3 separate regions of the Homo sapiens genome follow, and regions 2 and 3 are each linked to region 1. A link is a loop called in an ENCODE intact Hi-C map of the cell type or tissue named here. Cell type or tissue: PC-9. All regions are shown on one strand. Each heading gives the region's core, and the rest is flanking DNA. Links, peaks and the distances in the headings are about the cores only. Region 1 overlaps EFNA5 (ephrin A5). Region 2 has its middle 240 kb from the start of LINC01950. Region 3 has its middle 210 kb from the start of LINC01950.

Region 1 (10,466 bases), core at 1-5,000:
TGGATATTTACAGGTTCTTATTATCCATAGTATGCGACAGACTAATGCCTCAACGAGTGCTTTGGTAGGTTTTATTTTTCTTTAGTTATGGGAAACATTAGGAGTGTGGAAGTCAATCGTAGAAAAGTTTTATTTATCCTTAAAACTTATTTTGCCTCGGTAATCAAGGATCACATTTGGCTCAACAGGCTACTGGTACATTTGTGGCACAAGAGATGTGCGAATTTGTGGTGGCAATGTGATTATACTTCTCCAGACCAATTACTATTGACAATAGCAAAAATATTTAAATAAAATAAAGTTCCTTAGGTCAGTTCAATGATGCATGTAAATTTCTAGAGAAAACTAAGTATGTTGAATTAGTTTCTATTTTGTGCAATAGTCTTATTACTTTTATCTACAGATTTGGACATAAAAAATAAAATTTTATGAACATATACATAGAAATGTTTTGTGTCTTACATGAAAACAGATCCTTTAATATTCACAGTGATTCACCAGCATGCTCTGAGGATATGGTAAAAGGCAGTGAGATTTTAGCATTCCGATGGGGCTTCTATATTAGGATACTGCATTAGCTCAAACCCATTCCAAAAAAGAAAATTTTATTTTACCTAACATGCATTGCACAAAGATACTGGAGGAATGAGGTAGAATATAAGTCATATTAGCATCGCTAGCAATGAGCAAAAGCAGAACAACAACTATAACATGCAAACATGCAGAGAAGAAGAAAGGAAAAAAATACGGAAGCACCAGAGAAATAGATGCATTTGTTAAAAGAGATTCTCTAAGCATACTAACCTGCTGGTTCTAATGAATTTTCTACTTTGTCGTTAACATCGAAAACACGATCATGAACACCTATAGTTTTCATACAGCTATCTATAACAAAAATAGAGATAACAGCCAAATATGTTAGTGAAGACACCCTTAAACTCCCATTTCTTTCTTTTTTCTTTCTCTCCTTTTTTTCTTTTTTTATGTAGATTGTCTTACAATCAATGGCATGTTCCAAATGCCAATATTGTTCCCATTTGCTCTGCATGTACAACAGTCTAAGAAACAACAAGTTAGCAACTGCTGTGTACTTAAGTAAAAGCATCATGAAGAATGAGAAAAAATATGATGAAAACTAAAATATGAATGTTGATATACAAAACAGATACCACACAAGATTTAACAGTAAAAAAAAGTTTTACCGCCGTGAACCAGACCACACAATAAAGCATGCGCGGTGAAGCCACCCTCTGAAGCTCATTCTAGTGAACTTACTTGTTGGTCTCACAAAGACTTTGAGCTTTAGACAGGACCTTCTTCCATTATCTGGGATTGCAGAGGCTGTGGGTAACACAGAGAGAGAGCAGGAAAGAAAGAAGAGAACAACAACATATTACTCTTCATTTTCACATACAAATGATGAACAATAAATTCTTTCCTGACTTGAACAACAGGAACTTTCTCTAATTCCTCCTCCAAATTAAAACAAACAGTACTTTTCAGGTCTCACTGCTATAGAAAGGCTACTTTCATATCCTGAGTTTCTCTTTTCAATACAATAAAAGAATCATGCAAGAATGTGAGTAATCTGTGAAGAAATACTTTGGATTTTTATTTCAAAGTCTCTTCCATTTAACTTGATCTGTTATCAATTTTCTCTAAATCGAGAGGATAATGTGTGAGCCCTCCAGCTTTCACAGAGCCGCTCCTCCTCTGCTGCAGGAAAAGGGGCCCAACAGAGGCCCAAGGTGAAAGTGCCGGCAAAAACCAATAACAGAGAGTTACAAGGCAGACTTAAACGTGACCTATTTCTGCTGGGGAAAGCAGAGCTTTGTCTGTACTGAAAGCTTGTCTGTCAGTGCTTTTGCAGGTAATTCAATTAGAGGTTTTACTCAGAACTTGGCTCTGCATTCTATATGACTAACCCAAGCCCGGTAACTTCCATCATGCTATTATAAGTACAATATGCTATTGAGAAAGTACTATGTTGCAACGGTACATGTATTTTTTTTTTCAATTTGCCACAGAGAAGGATGGAATTAATAAAGTGGGCTTACCAAAACATGACAGCATGTTTCAAGTTATAAATCACTTGAGGAAGAAACTTTCTTCTCCTTTTCAAGATAATAAGACTGTAAACTTTCCCTATGGTTGAAAGATTATCTCCCCTGTGTACACACAGCAAAATGTCAAAGGAATTTCCAAGGGCAGTAAGGCCCTTAACAACCACATGTATTTACTAATGCATCCTAGAAATGACAAAAATTACAGAAACGAGCGTCGCATACTTTCCTCCCTATGTGTTTGCTTCAAGTGGTTTCTTTGTTCAGAAAAAGCAGATGACATCAATCAAATCACACATGGCTTACAATTAGTTTGGCAATACCCAAAGTGACAAAGAGGGATCGGCATTTGGTGTGTCTTCTCTCTCCTTTATTTTTATTTTTAAATTATTCCTCATGGGGAGCTGAGAACACAAAAATGCTTCTTTTGCAGGTGAGAGGATTCAATATACAAACTTCCAAACAAATTTTACACAGTCTCCTTATGTAATTCTAGATCCAAGTAACCCTCCTGGAGGAGAACTTCTAAATTCACCAACTAAATAATGTCAAGTAGTATAGGGTCCCCAGTGTCCCTATTCAACACCTGTTGAAAACTACTTTAATTTTAAAACAAAAGTGTAGAGAAAAAGTGTTTTTGGTCCTCCCTATCTCCCCTGGTTGCTCTGACAAGCAGTTAAGAAGTGCTAACAGCTGGCTTTGCTGTAGGCTTTCATTAAATCATAGCCAGAAAAACTCCCTCTACTGACATTTACAGTAACTAGTGTGTTATTTAGGGCACAATATTTGCACTCTGCGGTTTGATCCAGGAAATGGTGTCCTTCCTGTGGACCTCAACTGCAAATGTGCATGTCACAAATACAGTACACATAGGTGACTCCAATTCATTAGGAAAACCACGGGTTCCTGAGGGAGTATATGTCTTATTCATGAGAGTTAGTGTGAAAAAAGTGACACATGGATGTTCACACTGCTGTTCAATGAATTTCTGAGCTGAGATGAACTCACTTCAAGCCTTGTGAACTTGATTTGCTACATGCACATAACTGACTTTACAGATGATACTGCTAGATAAACAGGCTGAAGACAGAATCAAATGCTTAATTGGTTTAGCGAGGAGCTTCTTGGATTTAGTACAGGTCTTTCAGATTTTTCTTTAGGAGAAATAAATCCAGGACATGAAAATTATTGTAGGGCACATGGCAATAACTAAACAGCAAACGATACGCCTCCAGGAAAAAACTGGAGAGTTCTCTCCATGAGCTCTCAAGGAGGGACACAGTCTTAGCTACTGGATGTGCTCCATACTTCTGTGAATTAAAAATATGAAATACATTTGTATTTAAATGACACATAAAATAAAAACCTCTCTTCCCTAACAACCTGCCCCACTACTTCCTCATTTTCTGTCACCAGGAAATGTGACTGATGCCTTGTGATACTGTGACTATTATACTCTAATCCTTAGAAAAATTTGTGAACAAAGAATATTAGCACACAATGTGATATGTGAGTACACAACACAGATTGCATGCCATGGATTCACTCGATCATCACTGCATCACTGGCCTGAGCTCAAGGAGTAAACTCCTAACCCTTACAGCCAACCTGAGAAGTGTGCCTTACTAGGTCAGTATAACTTGGGTTTCTTATTTAACACCTTGAAAAACAAACAAACAAAAAAATCCAAAAAGATGAAAACGTTTTCCATGTAGTAGCAAAACTCCATTTTTTAAATGTAACGTTTAATAAAGTTAAAGTGTGGCTTTCCTCTATGTTATGCTCAAGGTTCTGTCACCCCACACTTCTTGGCTGACAAATGTAGGATGCCTTTATACCAACTAAAAAATACAGATAATTAATTATTAGTACTATTTGAAGACATAAGGTAATATAAAAGTGCATTACTAATCACAAGTAAACAAAAGGCAGAGGACTGAGCACTAAAAACAAAACATAACAGAGGAATTGAAACATGTAACATTCCCACTAATAAACTTATAAAGAAAATCTCAGGATCAATTTATGAGCAATAGATAGAGCTGAGGATGGAAATGAGGGAGTAAAATCTTAAAACATGCCTCGTTTTTGTCAGGAGGTAGGTAGTATTAATCCTTATGGCTCTAGAGATACATCACTTTGTCATGGCCAACTTTATCTTAGTTAAAAGTAAATATGTAAGTATTTTATACATAAATTATATACATAAATATATATAAATTTATATACATAAATTATATTCACTATATATAACTTCTTGTGCTGCTTTCCTTAGAAAATGAATAGTCGATGTTGAAAGTTGATAACGAATAATTATAAAAATCCATTACATATTACTGCAGCTTCATCTATCATTTCAAATGCTTTTAAAATGCCTACTATGGGTTGGGTGCAGTGGCTCATGCCTGCAATCCCAACACTGTGGGAGGCCAAGCCGGATGGATCACTTAAGGCCAGGAGTTCGAGACCAGCCTGGCCAACTTGGCAAAACCCTGTCTCTACGAAAAATGCAAAAATTAGCTGGGCATGGTGGCACACACTTGTAATCCCAGCTACTCGGGAGGCTAATGCATGAGAATTGCTTGAGCCCAGGAGGCAGAGGTTGCAGTGAGCCGAGACTGAGCTACTGTACTCCAGCTTAGCAACAGAGCTAGACTCTGTATCAAAAATAAATAAATAAAATAAAATGCCTACTATGCATCAGCTTCTTTATTAGGTGCTGTGCATGCGAAGATATATAAGATTTCAAACTGTCCCTGCCCTTGTGTTGTGGTTCTTCAAGCTGGGACATAAATATGAACCACAGTTTAGCGTACCTGGAGGGATCCATGTGACAACTGAGGTTTACATGAAGAGCCAGCACAGCTCTGGGCAGGGAGCAAGAGTGTGTCCCAGACATGTTTATCAGAGGCTTCACAGGTCCTCCAGAAGCTAACCAGCAGCAACTGGGACAGAAGACATTTTATCCCTAAATTTCCAAACCAGAGCTTTGGCAACCAAAAAGAGGCAGTGACTTGCAAACAGGTGAAAAAAAAATCTAGATCTGAAATCTTCCTCTAAAGACACATGGATTTTCTAATAGAATTTTTCAACTAAAATGAGAAATGTCTTAAAACAGTTGTCACATCATCCAAATTCACACCCATTTACTCAGTTTACTGCTTAAAGTGTAAGTTGGAGTCAGGAAGTTGGGAGTAGGGATATGGGGACAATTAAAACAAGCACAATGTCCCATTCCATTATCTTAATAGCAACTTTATAAATCAATCCATAGAGTCCCTTCCCCTGAATGAGCTGCAACGTACCAATCAAAACCTTTTAACACATAATGAAATACAAGCTGGAGACTCTCTGGTTCTCTGTGTTTCGAGTACTCTGCTAATAAGGCCATGAGGGCCCCTTACTTTTACTCTGTTCCATGACCTCAGACAGGGGCTCTAACTTGAGCCTTCCCAAAAATCTTGGTCTCCTGGGGCTCAGGTGAGCATGACTCAGCACTTAGCCAACTTGGTATAGAAAATGACGATATTCAGTGCCCCCAAATCAGTACTTCTAAAAGTTATATTTAGCAATGCAAATATATGTAACATTCATACCACAATTCACCATAGATCTATCATTCAGACATAGTAGAGAACACATCCCTTCGGGTACTGCCATCATGCTTGTGGCGGGCAGCTTCTGACATGGGTCCCAGGTATCCCCACATTCCTGTAGGCAGTCCTTTGTATAATCCCCTCCCCTTGAGAGGCGACTGAACCTATTAACTTGCTTCTAAAGAGTAGAACATGGCAAAAGTGATGGGATGTCATTCTGATTGTTACAAAAGACTGTACCTTACTTCTAGTGAACACTCTCTCTTTTGCTCATGAAGCAAGGTACCATATTGTGAGATTTCCAATGGAGAGGACCATGTAGCAAGAAACTAACAGAGACTTCCAGCCAAGAGGTACAAGGAACTGATGTCATAGTTCAACAACCCACAAAGAACTGAATTGGCTAACAATCGGGTGAGTGAGCTGCAAAGTGAATCCTTCTCACTGAGCCTTGAGATGACCGTTGCCTTGGGAGAGACTCAAAGGATCCAGCTAAGCTGCACCTGGATTCCTGGTCCACGGAAACTGTGAAATAATAAACGTTGTTTTAGCCACAAAATTTGGGGGTAATTTCTTAAGAGCTGATACAATGCTGTACACTAACAAATCTGTGTAGTTAAAGGCTTAAAGCTGACTTCGGACTGAAGGACTAAGACACTCTGGCATGTTCTGCTAATGGCCAGCATGCCCTTGCTCCCACAGAGCTGTGCACTCCTGATTCTGCTGCCATGCCTCAACAACTGGATCCCTTACTAGTTTACATTTCAAGCTACTGTTACAAGTCCACTTAAAATATGCCTTGAAGAGAGGTAATTATAAGCTGCTGTTGAAGAAATACAACAAGACATATCAATTTAAATGTTCTCACTCCAGTATTAAAAAGTGTTTTTCATTTTCCTTCGCATACAACTTAGTTTGCTTTTGCTAATGCAGCCAACCTGTGCTGTTCTTTGCAATTAGCATGATGTCTCATTTTAACTACAAATTGCTGGGTAAACCAAAATGAGTTGATACAAAATGTGAACATAAATCTTAAGGAGAATGCCTTTCTTCAAATAGGAGAAATAGAATGGAAAGGTGGTCTTTAAAAATACCTGAAATGAAAGGATTTTAAAATAAGTTAAAACTTTTCTTACTACCAAAAAACTCCTATTAGTTATCTTCTACACAGGCCATCAAGTTAAATACAAAGATTATGAGACTTCAAACAACTCAAAAGTTCCCTAATCATCAAGGTAACAACCATTCTTCTTCATGAAGAACCAAAGTTTTAGCAGAAAAGGAAGGAAATATTGTTTTCTTTCACATTTTCAGGCCCAACACTGTACTCATTAGTCAAACTTAACATCTCTGCCTAACCTTATTCAGCTTCAAATCTTAATTCTGAAAGCCAAAATCCTCCTTTTCTGTGTCCCATGTCAATCTGGGTACTTTGGGAAGTTTTATTTTTAAGAATATTCAGCCGCTTTCTTCTTTTTAAAGAAATGAGTGTGTGGGGGAGCGTTAAAAATGCAGTTTTCCATTATGTTTGCCACAGGCAATATTTCTCAATTCGTGCAAGTCAAAAGAAAAGATAGGCTATTAGCTGTTAGCACGGCCCAGTTTTTTTCCCTGTAGGTTTTTCATGCAGTTCAACATACAACACAAATATATGCAAATTAGGCAGGTGAAGGTGGAATTAAGCATTAATATTCCTTTCACAATAAATGCTGAAAGAGTAAAGCCCATTTAAATCCATGGTACTACTGGAAATATCTCCTAGAATTTGATGAATCAATAAAATCCAGTTTGTGTACATGAGTGGAGTGGGGAAACAGAAGAAGTGGTGGGAACAGAATAGAGATTAATCAAAGCCATATGGACTTGGAAAATGGTTACCAGATCCACAGAAAACTTGTTAAAACAAAAGTTAGGCCTCTTCTTAGGGAAGAATACTAAAGCAACAATTTGCAACTGGCTATGTGCCCCTTTTTTAAAAGCATTTTCATACAAAGCATTTTCATATAAAGAACAAAATCATGTGTTATGATGAAATACATCTCACTCATTCTAACTTTTGGGATTTAAAAGTCATGTGCTTTAATGACTCGCTCATGGCCCCGGTTTACCAAGCTTGCATTCATGGTGCCACCCCAGGAGCTACTAAATTTGCCAACACATTTCTTCTCTTGCAGCCCACTGCGTCTCAAGACTTAAATCATGGGCAGGTTAAGGTCAGAGCCCAAGACGTAAAATTTGGAAAGGAGGTCACTAAGTAAAGATAGAGGCCTTGGAGAAATAAGAATATCATGTAAATATTAGAAACTTTGATATGACTCTGGGGATGTTTCTTTTAAAAACCAGAATAAGAAAAGGGATGTGTTTCCCACCACATAACAAGAGGGATAGAAAAACATATTCTGCAAGTTAAAACTTGGTTTTAACACCAGGGAACTGTAACAAGGAAAAAATAATTAGAGTAAACTTCAGGACAAGGGAGGTAAAATAAGTTCCAGCTGTGCAGCCACACACAAAAGAGAAATGGGAAGCACCACCCATCCTACCCACTGTTTGCCTTCCCTCCTATCTCTCTGCCCCCTTAAGGCAAAGTTCTCACTGCTAATAACTAACCTGAGTATTATTTAAATTCCAGCAGGTAAGTCTCAGTAGATCAATTACTTTTTCTTAGCCACCTCAAGTAAATGGCTGAGGACAAGTTTCCACTCATTTCTAGGAATACTCCAATAGCACACTAACATGCTTTTTGTATATATTTATCTGAAGTATGAGCAAACTTTTACTTGCGTTTAAAAGCTCAGTGACAACAAACTTTGTTTCTGCTGCTTATTGAAGAAGGGGATGATTTGTCTCATATAGTTTGATATCTATTTAGGTATGAGCCAAAAATAACGTGGATTTTGGAGAATGATTTTAAAATGTCCCCTTATAAGAAGGATTTCTAGTTCTTTTTTTTTTTTTTTTTTCCGCGAGACAGTGTCTCATTCTGTCGCCCAGGCTGGAGTGCAGTGGTGTAATCTCAGCTCACTGCAACTTCCACCTACCAGGTTCAAGCGATTCTCCTGTCTCAGCCTCCTGAGTAGCTGGGATTACAAGTGCATGCCAACATGCCTGGCTAATTTTTGTACTTTTAGTAGAAACGGGGTTTCACCATGTTGGCCAGGCTGGTCTCGAACTTCTGACCTCAAGTGATCCCCCTGCCTCAGCCTGCCAAAGTGCTGAGATTACAGGTGTGAGCCACCATGCCTGGCCCATTTCTAGTTCTGCCTAAGGAAAATTTAAGACAGCTTTAAATAAATCTCACATTCTGAATGTAAACTTCACCTCTGTCAGTCATGTGAGTGGGGAAATCTAGTCCTCACAGGCACAGAAAGCAAGATAATATTTAGATATCATTTTAATTGTCTAAGAAATTTCTTAACATGAAGAAATATAGTTCAGTTTCTTATATATTTTACTATTTTTAAAAATCAATGAACATCTTTGAACAGTTAAGAAAAAGTTTTCTATTATCAACTAGTGTTCTAACTATTCTCTGAGACCTCGCCTTGCCTAAGGCCACACAATATTTAAGTGACTTTCTCAGGCTTTAAGGTCAGCCAGTTCTTTCTTTCTTGTTTGTGGTTATTTTGGTGAACTTACTGTACTAGAGAGGTATTATCTGACAAAACAAAACAAGACAAAAACAGCAACAAACCAGATAGGCAGAATTATTCACTTAGAAAACCTCTTCTTCAGATGGAAGCCCCATAATAACCATAATAACAACAAAAACAAAAACTCCAACAAAAGGCAGAATTCCTAGAATCCCACAAGAGGAACTATTTATATTATTTCTTCTCCACAGGCTCCCTTTGCCCCTCTGTGTGATACCCTATGAGGGTGGCTGTTAACCGTTAGGCAAGGAAAGCAAAGCCACAAATCCCATTCCTCATTCGTAAGATATTAACAGAAACAATGTCATTATCAGACAGCACTAATGTAGCATGACAGTAAATTACTAATAAATCATCAAGTTAATACAATTCAAAGAAGCTCCTAGAAAAAAGTTAATATTTCTGTGAGCCTTTCAAAACCCCTTTCATTATTATTCTCCTTGGTGAGGGCTCTTTTAAGAAACATTACTTAGCGGTTTGAGTGTATGCATAATGATTCTCTTTCTCCCTGGTTCATTCTTTTTGACTTATTTTGTGGTTTTGAGCCAGCTGCTTAACGTGCCTACGCCTCAGTTTTCTCATTAGCTTCATCTTCTCTAAAACAAATTTTAAGTATGACCTGTTTTAGAGGGGCAGTACAATTTTATAATGCACTTAGAAACTCAGGTGATCCCTACAGATCTAGAATATTGTTTCACTATTCTACAGATTGATAGCATCAGCTCTGCGCTTACTGGGGCCTCTGCATGGGGATATCCCTAAGCAGGGGGCACCCAGCTGAGGGCTTCTGAGGTTGTGAGTTCTGAGTGCAAATATGGAGGAGGAAGGGCTCAGGTGTGGATAGTGGTGATTAAAAGTTACTTAGGAGTCATAAGAAAAACAAGGGTAATTAAGTGTGATCTTCTCTAGCATAAATTTTAAAAACTGGATTCTACCATAGTTTGACTTGTTATTTTGTGTGTGTTGGAGGGTGGGGGTGGTGATGAAGATATTTATGTGAGGATGTGCACTGAGGCTGAGAGAATTTAGAGAATTAGGGTGCTGGAAGATCCTGTTCCTTTTGAAAATATGTTAAGATCTCTGAGCTCTTTTTTCAATCCATGTTAAGAGTGTGAGCAGTGAGCATGCTATTAGGCTAGAGGGACCGTAGGACA
Region 2 (10,466 bases), core at 1,834-6,833, 140 kb before region 1:
CAGTGTTGAGTTCTGTGGTTTGCAATACTAGTGGTGTCACAAGTGAAAAGGAAAAGAAAATAATTACAATTACCAAAGAGAAGAAAAACAAATGCATTTCTATTTCTTACCTTTGTTGATGCATTCTCCATTATTTTTTGGTGGAAGGTGGGGTATAAGAACCAAACTGATTTCCCTAACTACACATCCCAGAAGGAAATGTTACCCTGAACATTTAGGATGGCAGAGGCCAAGACCTATGTATGTACTGTATATGCATATACGTACCAAATATTTAAAATTAGTCTTGTAAATGCACTGACATTCATTCACAGCTTGCAGTCATACCCATTGACTAAAGCTCCCCCAAGATTCCAGTAAATGGTACAGTAAAGTACCAAAAACACCAAGTCTAAATCATAAAGAATAAATAAATCATTCATTTATTCAACAAGTGTTTAATCACATCAGTCACAGGCAGTTTTTACGATTTACCAAACTAGACACTATTCTAGCACAGGGAGGATAGCAGTGGCCATAACAGCAAAATTGCTGTTCTAATGGAGCTTAAATACTCAAGTTGTGGATGCAGACAATAGACAGAATAAATAATAAAATATAGAGTGTATTAATAAGTGACAATTACTCTGCAGAAAAATAATTCCTTCAAATTAGTCCAGTTTAACTCAATGTAGGAAGATAATATAAGGGGCTACAATTGTAAAAAGGATGCTCAAATACTTTAAAGTGAAACGGTGAATGCTATGAATATTTAAAAGCAAAGTAATCAAGGAAGAGAGAAAAGCCAGTGCAAATGACCTGAGAAAGGAGTGTGCCTGATATACTCAAGGAAAAGCCAGGAAGGCAGCGAAATGGAGAAAGAGTGAACAATGAGAGAAGTCAAAAAAGTATGGGGGCCAGGCGCGGTGGCTCACCTGAGGTCAGGAGTTCCAGACCAGCCTGGCCAACATGGCGAAACCCCGTCTCTACTAAAAACACAAAAATTAGCCGGGCATGGTGGCACGTGCCTGTAGTCCCAGCTACATGGGAGGCTGAGGCAGGAGAATCCGTTGAACCCAGGAAGTGGAGGTTGCAGTGAGCCGAGATCACGCCACTGCGTTCCAGCCTGAGCAACAAAGCAAGACTCCATCTCAAAAAAAAAAAAAAAAAAAAAAAAAAAAGTATGGGGGAAAGTGGCCAAGATTGTGCAGAATTTTGTAGGCAATTAAAACAAACAAACAAACAAACAAAAAAACTGGCTTTGGTCTGAGTGAGATGGGGGCCACTGGATGTGAACGGAGGTGTGACAGGATCTAAGTTATGCTTTAAGTGGATCACCCTGAGTGCTGTGTTGGGAATAGACTGAAGGGGGCAAAAGTGGGGGCAGTAACACCACTTAGGGGGCAGCTGGAAGAACGAAGATGAGAGATGACAGTAGCTTGGACCAGGATGGTAGCAGAGCGAGCAGGGAGAAATGATAAGATTCTGGGAATCCTTTGAAGATGAAGCGAACAGGATTTTCCAGTGGAAAGGATGTGGCATATGAGGGAAAAGAAGAACCAAGAATGATTTCAGGTTTTCCAGCGGTTTTTTTGTTACTTGCTGTGGTTTTTCTTTTTGCTTTTTGAGCAACTGAAGATAGGGAAATCTGTGAGTAGAGAAAGTTTTAGAAGAAAAAAGCAACTGTTCAGTTTTTAGCATAATTTGTTTAATACGTCTATTAGGCATCTAAGTGAGAGTGTTAATAGGCAATTGAACATATGAATCTACAATTGGGTTCTGGTTTGGAGATATATATTTGGGAGTGGTCAATGTAAATGTGAGGTTGATATCCCAAGGGAGTGAGTACAGATAAAATAAAGAAGATGAGAGTTCCAAGCTCTAGGCCTTGGGATACTTCAATAGTAAGAGAATGAAAAGAGGAACAGACATTAGAAATAAAGACAAACAGAAGTGGCCAGTATTTTAGGAGCAACATTAGAATCCAGGAGAAAAACTTATTTCAAAAAAGAAGAGTTATCTATAAGCCCAAGACAGTTAATAGCTATCAATAGAAGGCTACTATAGTCAAATTACTTGGTATCCAGTCTATCTTGATGTATTATGCAATTCAGAGTGAAGCTGATACTAGCAACCAGAAAATAGAAGTGCTAATAATAATAACAATAACAATATGTCACATTATATTCTTATTATGTTGTCACGCATTTTGACAAGTATTTTACAGTCATCTCATTTAAAACTCTCAAAAACCCTAGTAAATAAAGATTTTCCCTTTTTTATAGAAGATATTCTGAGGCTCAGGATTCTTGTGATTTCCCTGAGTTAGCACAACTCTTAAGATGAGAAACTGTCCAAAACAGCTCAACACCACAGTCTGTGCTTATAACCACTACACCATAGTGAAGATACCTCACCATGCCGCAGTCTTCGTTATTCTGAATTTCCACCGTTTAAAGAGCTTTAGTAACTTTGAAGAAAGATCTTATGTAAAAGTCAAGAAGAAATAACAAATGCACAGCTAATGATAAAATGTATTCAGAATTATAACTATTATAACCAAATATAACTGTTCACCCTCATGAACCATTTTTGACACAGTGTTGAATTCAAAGATATAAAAGTTCAACTCCAGAAATCTTAAAGAACAATATAGATCTTTACTTATAATTTCTTAAAAATAAAGTATGGGGGTGTCAGGGATAGGGGATACACAGCATTTAACAAAAAAAAATACTTTCTAAATATTTTATATGATGTATTTCTCTCACCCCCAAATTTACAACTGCCTTTCTCATAATTATCATATCTGGTACTCTGTCCCCTAAACCCCTGGTGAATAAAATCATCTGCCTCATTTTTGAAGCAGAATAGCATAGGTAAAATTAAAACTCAGGTGCCAAGCTTTGTTACCCAGTCCTACCGTGGGAATCCAACTGCTTGGGGCGTCAGTTTTCTCACTTATAAAATGCAATAATGATAATATCTCACCCTGAGATTATTGTATGGATTGAACAAATCATTCTGTTTAGGCATTTAGTACAATGCCTGACACATGGCAGGTGCAAAATAAGTGTTAGCTATACCGTATGGTGACAGCACCTTGGTAATATTCCACAAAGAATAGCATCATCTCTGTACGTGCTTCCCATGCCCTGCTCCTACTCATACTATGGTGCCTCACACTCAGTTTTCTTCCCATCCTTACTGAGCTGAGGATGATTCATCTCAGTCACTATGACTCTTGAAGCTCCCCTTGGAAAGTCCAGGAGCAAAACTCATCATATTTCTGACATGATACCAGTCTCTGTCTCTGATGATATTAGGGAAAAGTGGTATTCACTTAATTCTTTCCCTCAAGGGGCTGACAACCCCTAGAAATCCCTTGCTAAAACAACTAAAACAAATGTGGGATTGTCTCTTGCCCCCCAAAATTCCTGAGCAGCCTAGTGTCCTAAGGTCTGCAAAACATGGAGAAATCGAGGAGGAGGCCAGAGAATCAAAGCAACTTTGCTTATGATCAGCACGCCACTTTTGAAAAAAATAATAGAGTAAAATCTCCAACTTGATTATAACCAGCTTCTTCAGGGTTTGCAACCTGGAGACCTTATTTTTTTGAGGGGTCAGATTTCATGAAACTGAAGCATACTCAAATCACTCGAGCCGCCGAAATCATACCATCACCTCAGGTTTTAGTTGTTTGTGTGCCTGAAGGTTTGCTAGAGTTTCCTCTTTTTCCTCTTCCAAAAATCATGATGGTTACTTGGTTTGGAAATAAAATCCAGAACGTTGCCTATAAATAGTAAATCGGCCTCAAGTTCTGATTGACCATGCTTCAATCTACTGCCCCCTAGTGGATGGACCACCGTTGCAGCTGCACCTCTCCTTAATTCATAGTTGCCAATTCAAAACTATAAGCTATTCTCCATGGCAGTTCCTGATGAGTTAGAATCCATGAATGACCTGAACGCCTGTAGACCCCCACTTCGTTGGTGGCACTTCCCTGCCCTGAGGCTATTTATCTTTGTTCCATTTCAGTGGCATTTCTAACTGCTTTTCGAGACCTTTATTCCAGTCCCTGGCATAAAATTTCCTACTAATTTCTCCAGTTTCTAGGCAAGCTGGCCTCTACCCTTGGACTCAAAGTCTGCTTAACTCCAGTCCCACAGTTACAGCCAAGTCCCCAGAGATTTGTTCTCGTCCAGTGAAGTAAGGCAAAACCACTGAACAAGCCTAAACATGGCTGTCACTGACCTCTTCTCCCTTTCCAAGAACAATTCCAATTTCCTCAGTAAATGGGTATCCGTGGAGTCTGTTAAAAATCAATTTTCAGCCCATTTGTTCACAAGGAAATTTTTAAGGCTTCCTCTGTTGACCCTCAACCATTAAACTCAAACAAACCAATATGATGCTACAGGATACAAACTGATAGGATAAGATCTACCCAACCAGAGAAATGTTCCCCAGCAAGACAGATGCAGCTACTATTTTCCCTATAATAAGAAATTATTACCATCACAAGGACTACCTTAGCTCTATCTCACCTGAGAGCCTTGTCTTTAAAAGCAAACCTTAACCAGTCATAGTCTGGTCAAGAACCAATGACATAAGGGGTGATCTGACTTACACACAATACAATTAAATAGTTTTTTCTGCCTCCCTCCCTTGTCTCATCTTCAGTTGTCCCCCAGCAACTCATTGCTCTATCCTCATGACCTTAACTCCTTCTGACTTATTGTTTCCTTATTGATGTCTCATGACCTTCTTACTATAATAGGTGATATCATCCAGAGGCTTGATATCATAGGAGATAAAAGATTGAGTTCATTCAGTCAGCTCTTCTTCTTGGTTAATCAACCATCTAACTGTTGACTCTAAGTTCTGCCTTGGACATTGTGTGTGAACATTGATACTGGTCAGTTCCTCCTGTTTTTGATTCAGTTTCTAGAATTATATGGCTTACCCGTAAATCTCTGCCAAACTTCTACATCTATCCTTCCCTACTGCCCTACTGTAGATATATCCTATGGACACATATGTACATAATACAAGGAACACTCCTCTATGTTTATATTTTACAAAATTTCATAATGCCCTGTTTCTTCAGTTGAAATAAACATGCAGTATAAACTTCATAATACTAATTTTCATATAATTCCAAAACATAGATGATCATACTGAAGGTACACTTTTAGTTTAGGTCTAGGGTAATAATTTGAATCCAAAAATCCCACATGTGCCTCCCCATACTTATTCCAAATATAGCTGACTGTCACCTGGACCAGTCTTTATACAGCATTGCATTCAATTAAACAGCAATCTGACCACAGAAGGCCTGAAGTATTATGTAGGTCTTGATTGTGAATTGCTTTTAATGGATAATATGGAGAATTTACACAAAGCTTCACAGAAATCTTTCTAAAAATTATTTCTGGCCATTTCTTATTCAAGCCAGTTCTCTCTCACACAGATGCTGCCTCTTACTTCTCCATGCTCACTTCCTGCCTTGCTTCTCTCTCTCTCCCTTTCCATCTGGTATGGCTTACACACCCAGGGCTACTGACAGGTGAATGTGCACACCATCTGCAGCCCCCAAAGGAGCAGAGTTTGTCTTCTGCTCAGAATGCTTCTCTCACAACAGCCAGCGCTCAAAGGAATTCTGTTGAACACAAATACAAATTCTCTACCTTGTTAAACTTTCCATTTCTAAAGTGTACAATCATTCACCTACCACACAACCACAACAATTTCATGTTCTGCAAATAGAATTTATTTTCAATGACTTCCTCTGGACATCTCTTTCTGATTTTAAGCCAAAAAATCAATTTAAGATGGTCCTAAATGGGGAAAAATCATAACAAGTAGTTGGTAACAGGCATATTTATATCATTGGAAATATGAATGAATGCAAAAGCTATTTTAGATGCATAGACAATATTGGAGGATGATAATTATAACTTGCCTAGGGTATACAGTGTGTATGTATTTTACCAATGCAGATATTCTCTTGCTTTATTGGTATCCACATTACTATTTGTTCACTTACATCTACAGATTTGGGAAAACCTATAACTGGTGCTGCATTCCTGAGTTTCTAGAAGACTACATGGCCCTGAGGGCCAATTTTCAGAGACCAATACATCTTGTTGGACTAGGTCTGAGAGACAAGAGTCTGAGAAGAATACTAAGGACTTTGATGGATTATCACTAAAACTGAACTTTGCTGAAAAGTTATAAATCATCAGCTTTCTTCAGGCTTAGATGGGACTGATACTAGAAAGATCATTAAAGTCACCAAGCTGTCCTCAGGCCTAAAAAGTACATTGAAAAGACTATAGTCTACCAAAAATGTAAACGAGTGTAATACACATTCCAGGCATTTGAAGTTCAGGCACTAATCATCTCAAATAAATGATAAACAAATGACGAGTTACATGTAAATCTACAGTGTTGTCAAAACATTGCCCTTGTAATCCCAGATAAATGATGAAGTTTATAAAAGGAGATTTCTGAGGGTCATGGAAGATTGTTTAAACATACATGAAGAGTGGTTTAAGTGCTAATCCATTGCCATTTATGTAAACTGCATTTCTATCCTTGGTCTTTGCTGCATAAAATTGCCTCATCATTTTATAAATCCATAGACCTAGTTGAAACTAGTCCCTGCTGGAAACAAATTTTTCACATTAAGCTTGAAAGTTTTAAACTCTCCTCTACATACACATAGTGACACAGTTTTGAAAACCTCCATTCAAGATGTGACAAAGTTTAAAGCACTTCAGAACTTTCATGGAGTATCACTTTCTATCCAATCCTAAAAGATCTAACAATGCAGAAATGCTTCCACATCAAGATGTTTCAAAAGGTACTTTATAAACGAATCTGGATTCTACCGAAAGCTGTTACACATCTGCTTTGCTTTACCAATGAAGAACACAAACATGTTGATGGTTTCAGTCCAAACCCTTTTTGCAAGCAAGAAGGAAATGCAGAATGTTCAGCTAATTGCTAAGAGGAAATCCATATGTGTTATTTGCTTTCCATGAAAGGACAGGTCCTCTTGCTATTTAATTGATGAAATGTTGTACACAAAACTGACAGTGATTAATACCATTCTAAGATGCCATTTTAAGAGCTGTAAGTGTAATGCTTTGGAATATGTTCTTTGACATTTACATTGCTATTTGCTAGGTAAAAAATCTAGTTCTTGCCTTAAGCATTTATATTGGGGGAGAAATGTTAAGTAATTTCAAATGGCAATATCTTCCTGGAGAGCCAATCATTAGAAAGCCAGGAACCAATTACTTGTGCCCCAGATTTCCTTGTTCAAAACAAACAAACGGTATCCTACAAATTCATCTAGAAATATTTATTAAGCACTCAGGATATTTTGTGTGGTTTCCCTTTGATGTGCCTCTTCCTACAAAGAGACTGGATGGACATAGAATGCCCCAAATTCGAGGAGCACATAATAAAATGAATGAATTTTTCAACAGATCTTCCATCCATGGTACTCTTCCCACAAACTCACGGAGAACTCAGCTGGGAAGTCTGTCCTCCAGTGAGCTCCAAGACAATACATAATGGCTCTCACATTTCCTTCTTTGATGCAGTCTCAAAAGGCGGTAGGGTTCAAGCCTGCGTTTTCTTTTGTAATTTCCAACATAGGGAAGGATATGAAGAGCTTGTTTTCTTCTTCAAAGAATTCACAGTTCATTATACTTAAGCTTTCCACAGCCCTGTGACCGCTCAGACTCTCCCCGAACCCTAGTGCATTACTGCCACTGGAATCACTTATGTCTAACAGGAATAACAAAGTTTCTCTTTTGCATCTACCATAGTCATTACTCCTGACACCACAAGTATTCAAACACCAGAATTTTACAAAAACAAACCACACAAAATAAATCCAACAGGCTCTATTGCCTGAGTTCTATTGCCTGAGTTCCTTGATGAGGGGACACTCTCGCTTTCTGACTGACATTCCTGTGCCTCACATCGAGTTGAAGGCTGGCAACACAAACGCAAACATCCTAAGGCATCAAGCAGGTAACTATAGTAGGCAAAGGAAGCAAGATGACAAGGGCACAATGTTAAAGGTTCCTAACGCTGCTATTTGCTAAGAAAGCAAAATTGCAAATACAATGAGTGGCAATTGACACTGGCCTCAGTGCCTTGGAGCCTGTGGTGAATTTGCCCTATCTAAAAGGACCAGTAGTTAGTAAGCCCCATGCACGTGTTTGCACACAAGAATATAAGTCCTGAATTGCCAGGCCTTACAAATTCTCTAAGAGCTGGAAATCAAGATTTTCATGTGATTCTCCCAACATTTAAGTTTTTAAGTGATAGCAATTAAGCCATCTGAAAGAAAAAGCTAGCCACATGGTGAGATATATGTGTTCAGGATGAACAAAACCCACTTTGTGGACCAGATCAGGGCCAAAGGCTGAGAGTTTGCACCTCTAGTCTTGGCAATGCTCAAAAAAGGTGTGTTTTATTTTTCTGATTTTAATTCAAGCCCAAGCTGAGAAGTTTCAGAAAGCTAAATCTGGAGTTCTGCTCTTCAAGTCTTCTCTGACATCTCTTGTCAGAGCAAGGCCCCATACAAGTCTAAAGGAAGCAAATTCTCTTGTCAGCCATCATTTATCTTGAACACTGGAGGATGGAGTCCATGACATCCAATGTAAATACCAGTAACCAAGTGCAGATTAATGCAACTGCCATCCACTCATCTCTTCAATTATCCAGAGGTTCTTCAACACAGAGAACAAATCATAAGGAAAAATGAAAGACAGTTGAGTTGCAATTATAATAAAAATTTTAAAGTGGTATTGAAGGCTCAGTAAGTACTTTGCAAGGTAGAGGAACAGAAGGATTAATTTAGGGGCAATGAAAAGCAGTGATATGTTGGCAATTTAGGCGGTTGAACAAGTGCATAGCATGTATGGAATTCCAGTGTTTTTATGGGCCACCAACCAACTGAAACTTCCTCCTCCTCTTGATGGTGAGGCTCTGTTTATGAACCACAGCATGTTTGTGTTTCCTACTCAAGCCTGCTTTACTGCCCTGGAGTCCCTGATGCCAACACATACGCACGCATTCTGAGTTCAGGGACTGAGCAATCCACCTTTCAAAAGCCAACAGAAGTATTCTATGCCAGTCTCCGTTCGACTTTGAAGATGCTGACCAGGGGAAAAAATAAAATCCTCCATTCAAATCTTATCCTTGCTAATAGGAGGGCCATGGGCTGCCAGCTATCTTGTGCCAGCCCCTTTATGGTTTGTCTCTGACAGATCAGTATCAAACCAAATAGCTATAGGCCAACCAAGTTAAAAAAAAAAAAAAAAAAAAAAAAAAAAAAAAAAAAACAGAAACCAAAAGACTCACGCCTGCTGGTGAAAACTTAAGCAGGCATGTGGGTAACATGAGTGGGACAAGCTGGCAGCCCACAGTCTTTTTGAAGTGAAGAGCAAACAAGTTGAGGATTTTTATAATGCAGGCTTTGTCCGGTAATTCAGCCAGAAGCTTTACCAATACAGCTGCTTCCAAAAACTAAAACACATGGGGCTGAAAGCATTGCAACTTAAAGCAAACAAGATTCGCAGCCAGGTCCAGCATTCCCAACAGCTGAAGAATAGACACGCTCTGCCACTAAAAATAAAGTGGTGGACCAATTCTGAATGTCTCCCAGACAGACCAAAAGTAAATAATGTTGGACAATTATAACCTGTAAAAAGACCAACTAAAAGAGACTATGATCAGTGTTTGAAGATACAGCTACAAAGAGCTCTCTCTTGGGATGGAATTCAAGGGTCAGAAAGGGAAGCTGGGTAAGAGAGATGTCAGTTATGAAAATAATGCTTAAAAGAAAAGAATAAAGAGCTTACAATCATTTTCTTGTGAAATATGTAGCACCTATTACCCTTTATCCTTACCCTCCAAGTTGGGGGACATATACGTGTGTGTGTGTGTGTGTGTGTGTGTGTGTGTGTCTGTGTTTATAGCTTTTCACACATTTATCTCTCTAGCCTCTTTTCAACAGGCCACATCCCCTCATTGCACATCAGGCTTCAGCCCAACTGAATTTGAACCTTCAGTGGCACAAGCAGCAAAAGCAGCCCTATCGTTTCCATTGAAGAGCAAATGTTCCTGTCATAACACTAGATCACAAACATCACGAAGAAATAAATCAACACGTTCTCAAATGTTAAGTTGTGACTATCCAAAGCCCAAAATACTAGAGAAAACTAGGCAAAGAGAGTGCTTGATCTCCTCCTGCAAAACAGATCAGTGTTCTTTCTCATCAAAAGGAGAAACTCCTCACTTTTGAGCTTTCAACAGGTGGCCTGAAAAAGCCTTCAGTCTACTGGGCAACTAAGCGGCACGTGCTAAAGGGTAGGTAGATTAGGAGGACATGAGGGGCTATTTCAGCCCAGAGTGCAGTCTTCAAGCTGGGGGTATAATTTATGTTCCTACATCTATATGAT
Region 3 (10,466 bases), core at 2,486-7,485, 170 kb before region 1:
CACCTTTTTCATTGAAATAATCATTTACTAACCGGAGGGGCTTTGCTCTAAATCAATTGATCCATGTCCCAGGTTTCAAGCTAGAGCATACACAAAAAAGTTATTAAATGCAGAGGTCAAAGAGACTAGTTGAATTAGTAAATTGATAAACAGATTTTAGCATTAATTATCCTGACAGTCTACACATAGAGGCCTGGGAGCTCATGGGCACATTGACACTGTCAGTTCATACCCTGAATTTTTTTCTTTCACTCACAAGAGAGCATTAATTTTAAAAATAAGTAAATTAATTAAAAGATGCAATCACACTAAAAAAGATGATAAGGATTCATGCACCAAAAACAGGTTCAGAAGTAGAAGCTGAATCTATCAGCCTGCTCAGTTTCAAGTAGAGAAACAAGGAGATGCATCGTTAAGCTGGGATGCTGGCCAGAGAAGGATGCTGACAGACCGATCCATTGCCTGAGGCTACACTTCAATAAAGCTGTGAACTTCCAGAGGTTGGAAGACCAAAGGACTTCCAGTCAGGACCTGGGCTGTGCTGCTCACTAGCTTCGTGTTGGGGTGGGGGTCAACATCCCAGGGCAGGGAAAACCACCAGCTCTATGCCACTGTAGGATGACTGTAGTTAGCAATTATATCTTATATAGTTTCAAAAACTAGAAGGAGGATATTGAACATTCCCAGAACAAAGAAATTATAAATGTTTGAAATGATGGTATGGTAATTACCCTGATCTGATCACTATACATTTTATGTATTGAAACATCACTATGTACTCCAGGAATATGTAAAGTTCTTATTTGTTCATTAAAAAAAAAACATTTTTTAAAAAGCAGCATGTGTAGTAATAAGTATAGAGAGGAAGGCAAGGCAGGCAGGCAGGATGATTGCTCAAGATAAATTTAGGAAGGATCATTCCAAAGCCCCTAAGAATCAGTACTATGAAAGAGAGAAGCATCATTAATAGTTGAGAGACTCATTCACTACCAATAAAATAATTTTTTAAAAACCAAAATTAATATCATAAAAGCATTTGAGCTCCTTATAAAAATAGTTCTAGCTTTAAAAAGTAAAAAACTGTTTAGACCAAAATAGAAACAAATCAAGAAGAGATAAATTTAAAAATAGAACCAATTAAAAATGTAAGAGAAAAGATATTTACTACATTTTTAAACCTCCATATTAATACAAATAAATAGAAATTCAATGAATTAGAAGACAGGACTAACCAATCCACTCAGAACAGAGCAGTAGATTGATATGGTCTCCCAAATGGGAATGGAAAATAAACTGAATTTGAAAAGATAATAGCCGAGGAAATTCCAGGATTTGAAATACAAAAAAAGTACCCAAAAATAGTTCCAACCTAGACACAGTACAGTGAAATGGCAGAACAATTAGGATAAAGGGAAATCTTAGCAGCTCAACAAGAAAAGACATAATTTTTAAAAGAATGAAAATTAACATACACCTTACTTGAACAAGTATTTAGATAGTTAAATATCCCTTTCAGTTTTTCTGGTTAAATTTTACACATCCTACAGACAATTGTATATGTTAATAAAGCTAGTTTTGTTTTTATTTTATAGCCAATAAACATGAATAGGAATAGCATTGGTATGTTTATAGAAATTAATAACCTGAAATCAAGATGTCAGCTGGGGAAAAAATTAATAATGAACATTTTACAACAGCTATAATAAGTTGGTGTTGAATAAAGAATGTTAAATACTTTTCATCAGGGTTAGTAATATTTTAAATCTGTACCTGGCCTCTATGGTCATTAGAAACTCAAAATATAACAGCCTATAAGGTACAGCAGTCTGCAGATGAGGTACAGCAGTCTGCAGCTTCTGTGATATAAAATTAATAATCCTTTTGTTATCTGTGAGCCAGTGCTTTACTAATACAAGCCCAGCCATGGACTGTACTACAGTCTAGTAACAGTGTAGTAAGAAATGAGAAAACATTTACAATCAAAGCCTGAATATTCAGATGTGTATAATTTATTATTATTATTATTTTATTATTATACTTTAAGTTCTAGGGTATATGTGCACAACATGCAGGTTTGTTACATATGTATACATGTGCCATGTTGGTGTGCTGCACCCACTAACTCGTCATTTACATTAGGTATATCTCCTAATGCTACCCCTCCCTCCTCCCCCCACCCCACGACAGGCCCCAGTGTGTGATGTTCCCCACCCTGTGTCCAAGTGTTCTCACTGTTCAGTTCCCACCTATGAGTAAGAACATGCACTGTTTGGTTTTCTGTCCTTGCAATAGTTTGCTCAGAATGATGGTTTTCAGCTTCATTCATGTCCCTACAAATGACATGAACTAGATGTGTATAATTTTTATATTAAAACATTTTCTGTTTTAAGGTTTCTTTTGAAAAAACATATATTTCTTATCCAGTTCTAGACCCTGTAACCATGAACAACCATATTCTTTGATGGATAATAAATGCTTCATAATTTTTCCCTAGGATAGGATAACCATGATTAAATTTCCCTTTTTGAAAAAAACACTATGCACCAAATAGGTAATAGTTTCTTAATACGATTAATTATTAAAGTAACTTTATTGGGGAGAAGAAAGAGGATTTATTGTTTCATGGGTACGAAGTTTCAGTTTGGAATGATGAAAGAAGTTCTGGAGATGGTTAATGGTGATGGTTGTAGAACAATGTGAACGTCCCTAAAACGTACACTTAAAATAGTTAAAATGGCAAATTTTATGCTATGTGTATTACAACAAAATTAATATGCATATTTTTTAAATAATTTTAAACTTTAGGTTAAAAAGTAATTTTATAAACTTTTTAAAGCATAAGGAAATTTGTGGTCTCTATTGTATTCAAAGAAATGACTGTTCATCCTCATGCATAAAATTTAGGATGAGACACTGTCTTACAATTTCCTGCTTTCTGACTGTCCTGATCGATGTTTTCAGTCATGCCACTTTTTCACAGTCTGCGTGGCACTTCTCCAACAGGAAATTTACCTCAGATCTGTTCATGTCACCAATCCTCCTGTAGCTCTAGCTTCTCTGCTCCAAGTTAAACTGAAAACTGCCCTGTCATTTCTTTTAACCTTTGAGTTTGAGGCAGTTCTGAGAACTTCTCTCACAGCAATTGCTTGTTCCTCCTGGGCACCATACTATAACTAGGCTTAATCATAGAATTCTAGGGTTGAGGAACCTTGAAAAGCACTGTGACCTCTCCAACACTGGCCGCAACCACTCACAAACCATCCTCACACACTGTAGAGGTTGTGTTGCCTTTTAAAGCTCCCTCTCAGAATTCTATGCTTTAGGATTTTCTCCTAAAAACACCAACTGCAAATCTAAATCTGTCAACCTTTGTGCTAAGGTACACTTCCCTTTGCTCTTGCTAAAGTGGGATAGGGGAGAAAATTGATCACTTTCTATACTAACATTTTATGTCCATTTTTTGAAGGCCATTACTAAATCAAAGTCAGATCTCAGCTGTCTCCTTCAGAGCAAAATAGCCCTTATTCCCGAAACTTCCCCATATAAGGTTAGATTTCCATTCTTTTAATAACGTTTGTGACCATTTTTTTATTCTCTGTTAAGCTCCTTACATTTCCCTTGAGTTATGGAAGGCAGAATACTCAAATAAGGTATTTTATTAACTTTTGCAAATTTTTACATTCGAGAACCATGCTATCTTTTTAGGAGAGATTCTGCTAGACAGCTTAAAATTCAGTGTGTCTCTAATATCACCACTACTATATTTATTGTAAATATTTACATTTGTCAGTTAGTATAGTTTGATTTGTTTTACCCCTCCAAATCTCATGTTGAAAATTGATTCCTGGGGTTGGAGGAAAGGCATAATGGGAGGTGTTCTCGTCAGGGGGGCAGATCTCTCATGAATGAATGCGTTGGTGCCATCCTTACAGTGATGAGTGAGTGCTCTCTCTAGTAGTTTCCATGACAGCTGGTGGTTACGAGGAGCCAGGCACGTCTCTCCTCTTTCTCTTTCTCTTGCTTCTTCTCCCATCATGTGATCTGGACATGCCTGCTCCTCTTAGCCTTCTACCACGAGTGGAAGCAGCCAGGGGCCCTCACCAGAAGCAGATGCTGCTGCTAGGCATCTTGTACAGCCTGCAGAACTGTGAGCCATATAAGCCTTTTTCTATAAATTACCCAGCTTCAAGTATTCCTTTACAGCAACACAAATGGACTAAGACAACAGTCATTTCTCCTATTTGTATTAATTATATTCAGCCTATTCTCCCTGAGTTTACCTTTAAGAATCATCTTTTTCCAGCTGATACCAACTAACATAAATATAACATTGATCTCAAATAAGCTGTTACCAGTAACAATTACTAAACCCACATCCATGTCAGGATAGCTTTTTTAAAAAGAAAAATGCTGATCTATTTTAATATCTTCATTAACTATAACTTTCAAGAGTAACACACTTCCAGTAATTATCCAAAATAACAGATACTCTCAATATATGTTTTTCTGTGTGTCAACTTGCTATTCATATTTTAAAAATCAGGTTACTAAGTAAAGACAGTTTGAGTATGTATTATACATAAACACATTTCACTACAATAGTTCAACATCTATTGTATTATCTCCTTTACTTCCTTAAGAGGAAAAAGTTATGCAGGCATCAAAACTCCCCATTATGCAGGTATCAAAACTCCCCATTATGCAGGTAGTGTGAAATTCACCCTATACTTCCATCAAATTATAGAGGATCAGTCATGTGCACCTAGGAGTAGGAATGGTTTGCTGAGGCATTCAGGCCCAGCAAAGGAGGGCAAAGCATGATGATCATCATAACAGTGAAAATTTTAATAGTAGAAATGCTTCAAAAATTAGTGTTTTACAGCAGGCACAACCTGCAACTCCAAACCTGCAGCTTACACATAATCTCTGACCTGTTCTGGGCTCCAGACATCCTCAGTTAGGAACAGCACACACTCAGTGCCAAGCAAGACCAACAAGATTCCTAGGCTATGATGAATACAAAGAAAGGAGGGAACAGGGCACCCTTGCCATGGCAAACCTGTTCTGCCCAGTCCCCCAAGGTGATGAAATGTGTGACTGTCACAAGACTCAGTAATACTGTTATAATTGGGATGTACAGGGAATAGATGCCAGCTGCAGAAACAGTATGTACTTTGACAAGGAGTGTGTTGGAAACGACTGCCAGCCTGTGCCTGCTGCCAACTCCACTCAGCTACAAATAGAAATGACGACGCACAGTGGGCCACAGCTCTCATAGTAGCCTTTACCAACCACTGCTTCAGGACCAAGCAGGATCTAGAATTTGAAGTGGTCACGGCAGTCTTCAAATTAGTTACACATCGCAGAGTGGCACTATTCAAAGGGTAGCCACAGTACAACTGCACTGGCATCAACAGAAAAGCCTGTTGAAAAATGCAGCTTCATCCCCGACCCAGACCTATTGAATCAGAATCTCTAAGGGTGACGCCCAGGAATCTGTAGGTTTAAATTTCTCCTGGTGTTTCTTATGAATATAGGTTTGAGAGCTAAGGTCAAGCAAGCCAAATAGGAGATACCAAAAGCACAAATCATAAAACTATGTAAAGTAAGGAAAAATAATATCATCTTACATTTTTATCATGCTTTGCAATTTACCAAGTGCTCCTATATGTAACCTCATTTCTACACAACTATATTTTACAGAAAATACAATTCCTAGGAGATCTGAGTTAGAAATATACTTTAAAATATATATATATATATATCAGGAATAGAGCAAAGGTATTTTAATGATGTCTAGAGCTCTTTCCACTCCATTGTTATGACTCATAGTCATAATCATTATGATAACATGAATAACAACAAAAGGAATAAAAATGATAGCAGCCCTTCCTATGTGCCAGACATTGTACTAAGAGTTTATATTTGTTACCACTTTTAATCTCTGTAACAACACATGAGATATTATACTTCCAGTTTTACAACTGAGGAAATTAAGACTCCAGAAAATTAGATTGCCTAAGATCATAGAGCAAGTAATTATGGGTGCCTAGATCCAAACATGTTCTGCCTGACTCTAAAGCATGTACATAACCTCTCTGTTCTACAGCCTCCTTAGTGTGATTCACTCAAGCAAAGTTACAGCATTGTTCAAAGATTAAATGTGGCCTCACTTTCTCACGATAACCAGCATGGTCAGATGATGAAGTAAATGAATTTCTCAATGACTCCTTCACCACTGGTTCCTCATATGTTCTTTCACCATCAGTGTATTGAATGCCCATTCAGTGCCATATATTGTGCTTGGTGATGGGAAGACAAGGATGAGTAAGATGAAGTTGCAGTTTCTGCCCTCATGAAATTTACACTGTGGTATAAATCTAGGGTTACATCATTTTACACCAGGTCATATTTACCCTGGCCAGCACCGTGATCCAGAGATTTCCCCATTTCCCTGTCTTAATAAATATCATGATTCTCCTATTTTCTTGGCCTTGGCCAACCTCTCTACTGGTGAATTTCAGAAAATCGGATCCTTACGTTGCTAATAGCTCCTAGTGGAATCAGGTGCTACTTCTGCAATGGACTGAGATAATTACATCAGTCAGGACGTTGTCCACAGCATTTTGTTTGGGCTTGGCTCAGATATCCACTCTGTAGTAGTGTGACCTTGGAAAAGTTATTTAACCTCTTTGTAAAATAGAGATGGTAAAATGGAACTATCTCCTAAAGTTGTTATGAGAATCAAGTGAGCTAATTGAAAGGGAACACTTAGCCTAGTGCCTGCCACAGTATAGGCATGAAAAACTATTATAATTACTTGAAAAGCATTCTTGGTAATACTTAGCAAAACAACTTTGTACTAGGCTTGTTTGGAGCAACCATTGAGTTGTGCCAAAAATTAGACTTTGCCTTGGATTATGATTATCCAAATACTTCTCTTAATATCTCCTCTATGTGGTAAGAACTTGAAGTCAGCAAAATCATTAATTTCTGTACCTTCCCTCCACCCCACAGAACCTAGTATTCTGTAAATTATCTATTAATTTACATGTTTAAAAGTTTCTTTACAATCAACAGAGTGAAGAGACACCTGTAGAATAGGAGAAAATATTTGCAAACTATTGATTCGACCAGGACTAATATCCAGAATATAAAAAGAATTCTAACAATTCAACAGCAAAAATACAAATAATCCCATTAAAAAGTGGGCAGAGGATCTGAATACATATGTCTCAAAAGAAGACATACAAATGGCCAAGAAGTATACAAAAAAATGTTCAACATCACTAATCGTCAGGGAAATGCAGATCAAAACCACAATGAGATATAATCTCACCCTGCTTAGAATGGCTATGTCAAAAAGACAAAAAATGACAAATGCTAGTGAGGAGGAAAAGAAAAGATAACTCATACACTATTTGTGGAAATATAAATGAGTACAGCCATTATGGAAGACAGTGTAAATGTTTCTCAAAAAGCTAAAAATAGAACTACCATATAATCCAGCAATCCCACTACTGTGTTTTTTTTCCAAAGGAAAAGAAATCATGATATCAAAGGCATACCTGCACTTCTGTTTATCACAGCATTATTCACAGTAGCAAAGATATGGAATCAAGCTAAATGTCTATCAAAAAATGAATGAATAAAGAAAATGTGGTATATATACATCATGAAATTCTAGTCAGCCTTTAAAAAGGATGAAATCCTCTCATTCATGCCAACATGAATGAGCCTGGAGAACATTAGGTTAAACAAAATAAGTCAAGCACAAAAACATAAATATAACATGCTCTCACTCACATGTGAAAGCTAAAAACAAAAAGCTCAGTTCATGAAAGAAGTTAATTGGTTAATGGATACAAAATTATAGCTAGATAGAAACTAATTAATTGGTTAATGAATACAAAATTACAGCTAGATAGAAAGAATGAGTTCTGGTGTTGTGTGGCTCTGTAGGGTAGATATGGTTAACTATAATTTATTGTACATTCTGTAAAGTCTAGAAGAGACGATTTTGAATGTTCACAACATAAAGCAATGATAAATGTTTGAGGTGGTGGATGTGCTAATTAACACTGATTTTAGCATTACACATTGTATACATATGCAGAAATATCACTCTGAATCCCATAAATAAAAGCAATTATGGGCCAACTAAAAATAAAAGGAAAAAAGTTTCTTCGATTCATTTTTTGTTGTTGAATGAATGAATAAGTAAATAAATAAAAATGGACAAATGAGCCCATCTGTTCTTCCATCCTCACATCAGACTGTCTTTCCTTCAGGTTCCTACGTTTTCTGTTAAAAAAAAAACCAATTAATATAAAAGAACTACCACTCACTGCGATAAATAGATTTCCAAAGGTTATTCCTAGAAAAGACAAAGCTTTACTTCTAAAAACAATGTTGATTGATGGAATTTCAAGAACAAGGGTAGTCAGGAAAAGGAAATATTCTGGATCAGTGAACACTCCCGGCTGCCCTGAAATCAGCCAGTGTAATTCGTCTTTTCACGTGAGCAAACTCAGAGACGATGTGGATTCCTTCTTGCTCTTCACAGCACCCTTTAAGCAAAACTAGATGCCTGGGAGTACTTCCTTCCCCTCAAATCTCACCACACAGCCTAAATTTTACTGCATATGTGCTTAGGGGTAGCACTTGTCTCTATCAGACGGCTCTCCACATTTACCTCCAAAAGTGCACAAGCGGGAATGAAAATAGCCAGTTCTCTGGAATAATATCTGAGGTACCATGTGAGTACTGACACGCTGCAGAATGGCCACAGATGACCCACCTGGGGACAACCATACGACTGCATAGACTTCTGCAGTGAGCAAGCAATATGTGCTGGCAAGTGGAGCCAAAGTCTACACCTACATGCCCACCCTGGAACCGCATAACTTGTGCCACTGCCAGAGCTTCCTGAGGAGGGAGGAGATTGAGCAGGTGTCCATTTTCAAAATGTCCCTCCCCTTCTACGACAAAGAGATTAAGACCTAGCTCCATGCAACAACAACTATCTGAAGCTCTCTCATCCATTTAGAACACAGCACTGCAGGAAAATCTTTTCTCCAGTCTCTATGATTTTTCTCTCTTAGCATTTTTACACCCTTCGTGCTTAACAGGTTAATGGAGTTTCATCCCCTGCAACGCCACCAGAAACACAATGTTATCTATAATACATTTCACCAAAAGGCACTTTCTAGCTAGGGTTCTTAGTAATCATTCCCTTAATAGAGTTTGCTGAAGCATTGATCATAAGCTTCATGCCTTGGAAACCTGAACTTCTGGGAGGGTCAGTCCCTGTCTATGGAGTCACAACTCGATCTCGCTACCATGAAATGAGTGCAGACATCGAAAAGGTTACAAAATTGTTTTAAATATGTTTATGTGGTCAAAATACATATAAAATTAGTAATCAGACATCTCCTCACAAGTTAAGTATTCTTTTATGTGTTGTCAAATATCTTTTCAATATTCCAGACATGATGAGTAAATCTTTTTATCTACTTTATTATTTCTGGTATTGATTATTCAAAAAGTTAATGGTCTTAAGCTGTATTTACTGTAACATTTAACTTCCTTTAATTTTTTCTTTAATTCACTTTTAAAAAAATCTATTTCCAGCTTAAGTTTACAGTCTACCTGGGATATTTGCCTAGATGGAATGATAATTTCTTAATTTGTCTTGATTCGATGAATAAAATACATCATGATCTTTTGTTCATCAATTTTACCTGTATTACCACCTGTTTCATTCTGAAAATATTAAGAAAACTTAAAAATAATTATATATCTAATAACAACGTATTTTTAAAGCACTATTATTTTTAACTAGCTTTACAGTTTTCAAAAGTAAAAACTAATCAAGATCTCTTCTCTTCAATATTCATTTTATATGCTGGCTGTTTAAAGGTTATAGGAAATCTGAAAATATACTTCTTGACATTTTAAGCTATCTGAAAAGAGTCAGATGGATAACGTTTAACCTCACATTTTTATGAGGGTTACCAATCACCTAACACCAAGCCATAATTTTAGGTTCAAAATGCAATTCTGAAATATTTTTAACAATTTCTTCATGCATTAGAGCCACAATTCTATAGGTGACAAAATTTATATGCAGAAAGGGAGATAATATTTTATTTATCTTTTAGAATTTCCGGGCATTTCTTGGATATTTCTTTAATAATGTTAGATTTATCCCAAGGAATATAATGCAAAATAATGACACATATAATTTGCTTTTGAAGTACTGATGTTAATCACAAAGATTCCCATGTTAATTGGAGTGTGCTCGTTCAGCACCTTGTATGCCAATGCTTCTCTGAGTTCATTACATTGTTGCATAGGTTTTGAAAACATTATTAATATTAAACAAGTCAACCCTTGTGCAACAGTGATGAGAACTATAGGAAAAACCACACTAAGATGAGATTGCTCCATTGGGCATGGTATAC

The links. Peaks named below come from ENCODE experiments on the same cell type or tissue, not always from the same donor. Only the 100,000 strongest peaks of a DNase experiment are listed, where the experiment ranks them.
Region 2: a loop joins it to region 1, with 2.9 times the contacts of the local background. A loop is called at or near these places in 3 of 110 quality-filtered maps.
Region 3: it touches region 1 in a loop (3-fold over the local background); 4 of 110 quality-filtered maps call a loop at or near these places.

Annotation. Positions count from the first base shown.
Region 1 is chr5:107,386,431-107,396,896 of GRCh38, forward strand. EFNA5 (ephrin A5) reads right to left here. Exons shown (of 5, transcript NM_001962.3): 3 at 1,276-1,341; 4 at 805-885. Among named protein-coding and RNA genes, the nearest start is that of EFNA5, 280 kb to the right of the region's middle. In PC-9, for the core only: a CTCF peak has its summit at 2,688; DNase peaks (open chromatin) are centred at 2,251, 2,881 and 3,531; H3K4me3 peaks cover 1,317 bases; H3K27ac peaks cover 4,476 bases.
Region 2 is chr5:107,244,433-107,254,898 of GRCh38, forward strand. No RefSeq gene overlaps it. Among named protein-coding and RNA genes, the nearest start is that of LINC01950, 240 kb to the left of the region's middle. In PC-9, for the core only: CTCF peaks have their summits at 3,840 (motif pointing left) and 4,039; no DNase peak of the experiment used is centred there.
Region 3 is chr5:107,212,798-107,223,263 of GRCh38, forward strand. No RefSeq gene overlaps it. Among named protein-coding and RNA genes, the nearest start is that of LINC01950, 210 kb to the left of the region's middle. In PC-9, for the core only: no CTCF peak of the experiment used is centred there; DNase peaks (open chromatin) are centred at 5,024 and 6,264; H3K4me3 peaks cover 1,274 bases; H3K27ac peaks cover 4,381 bases.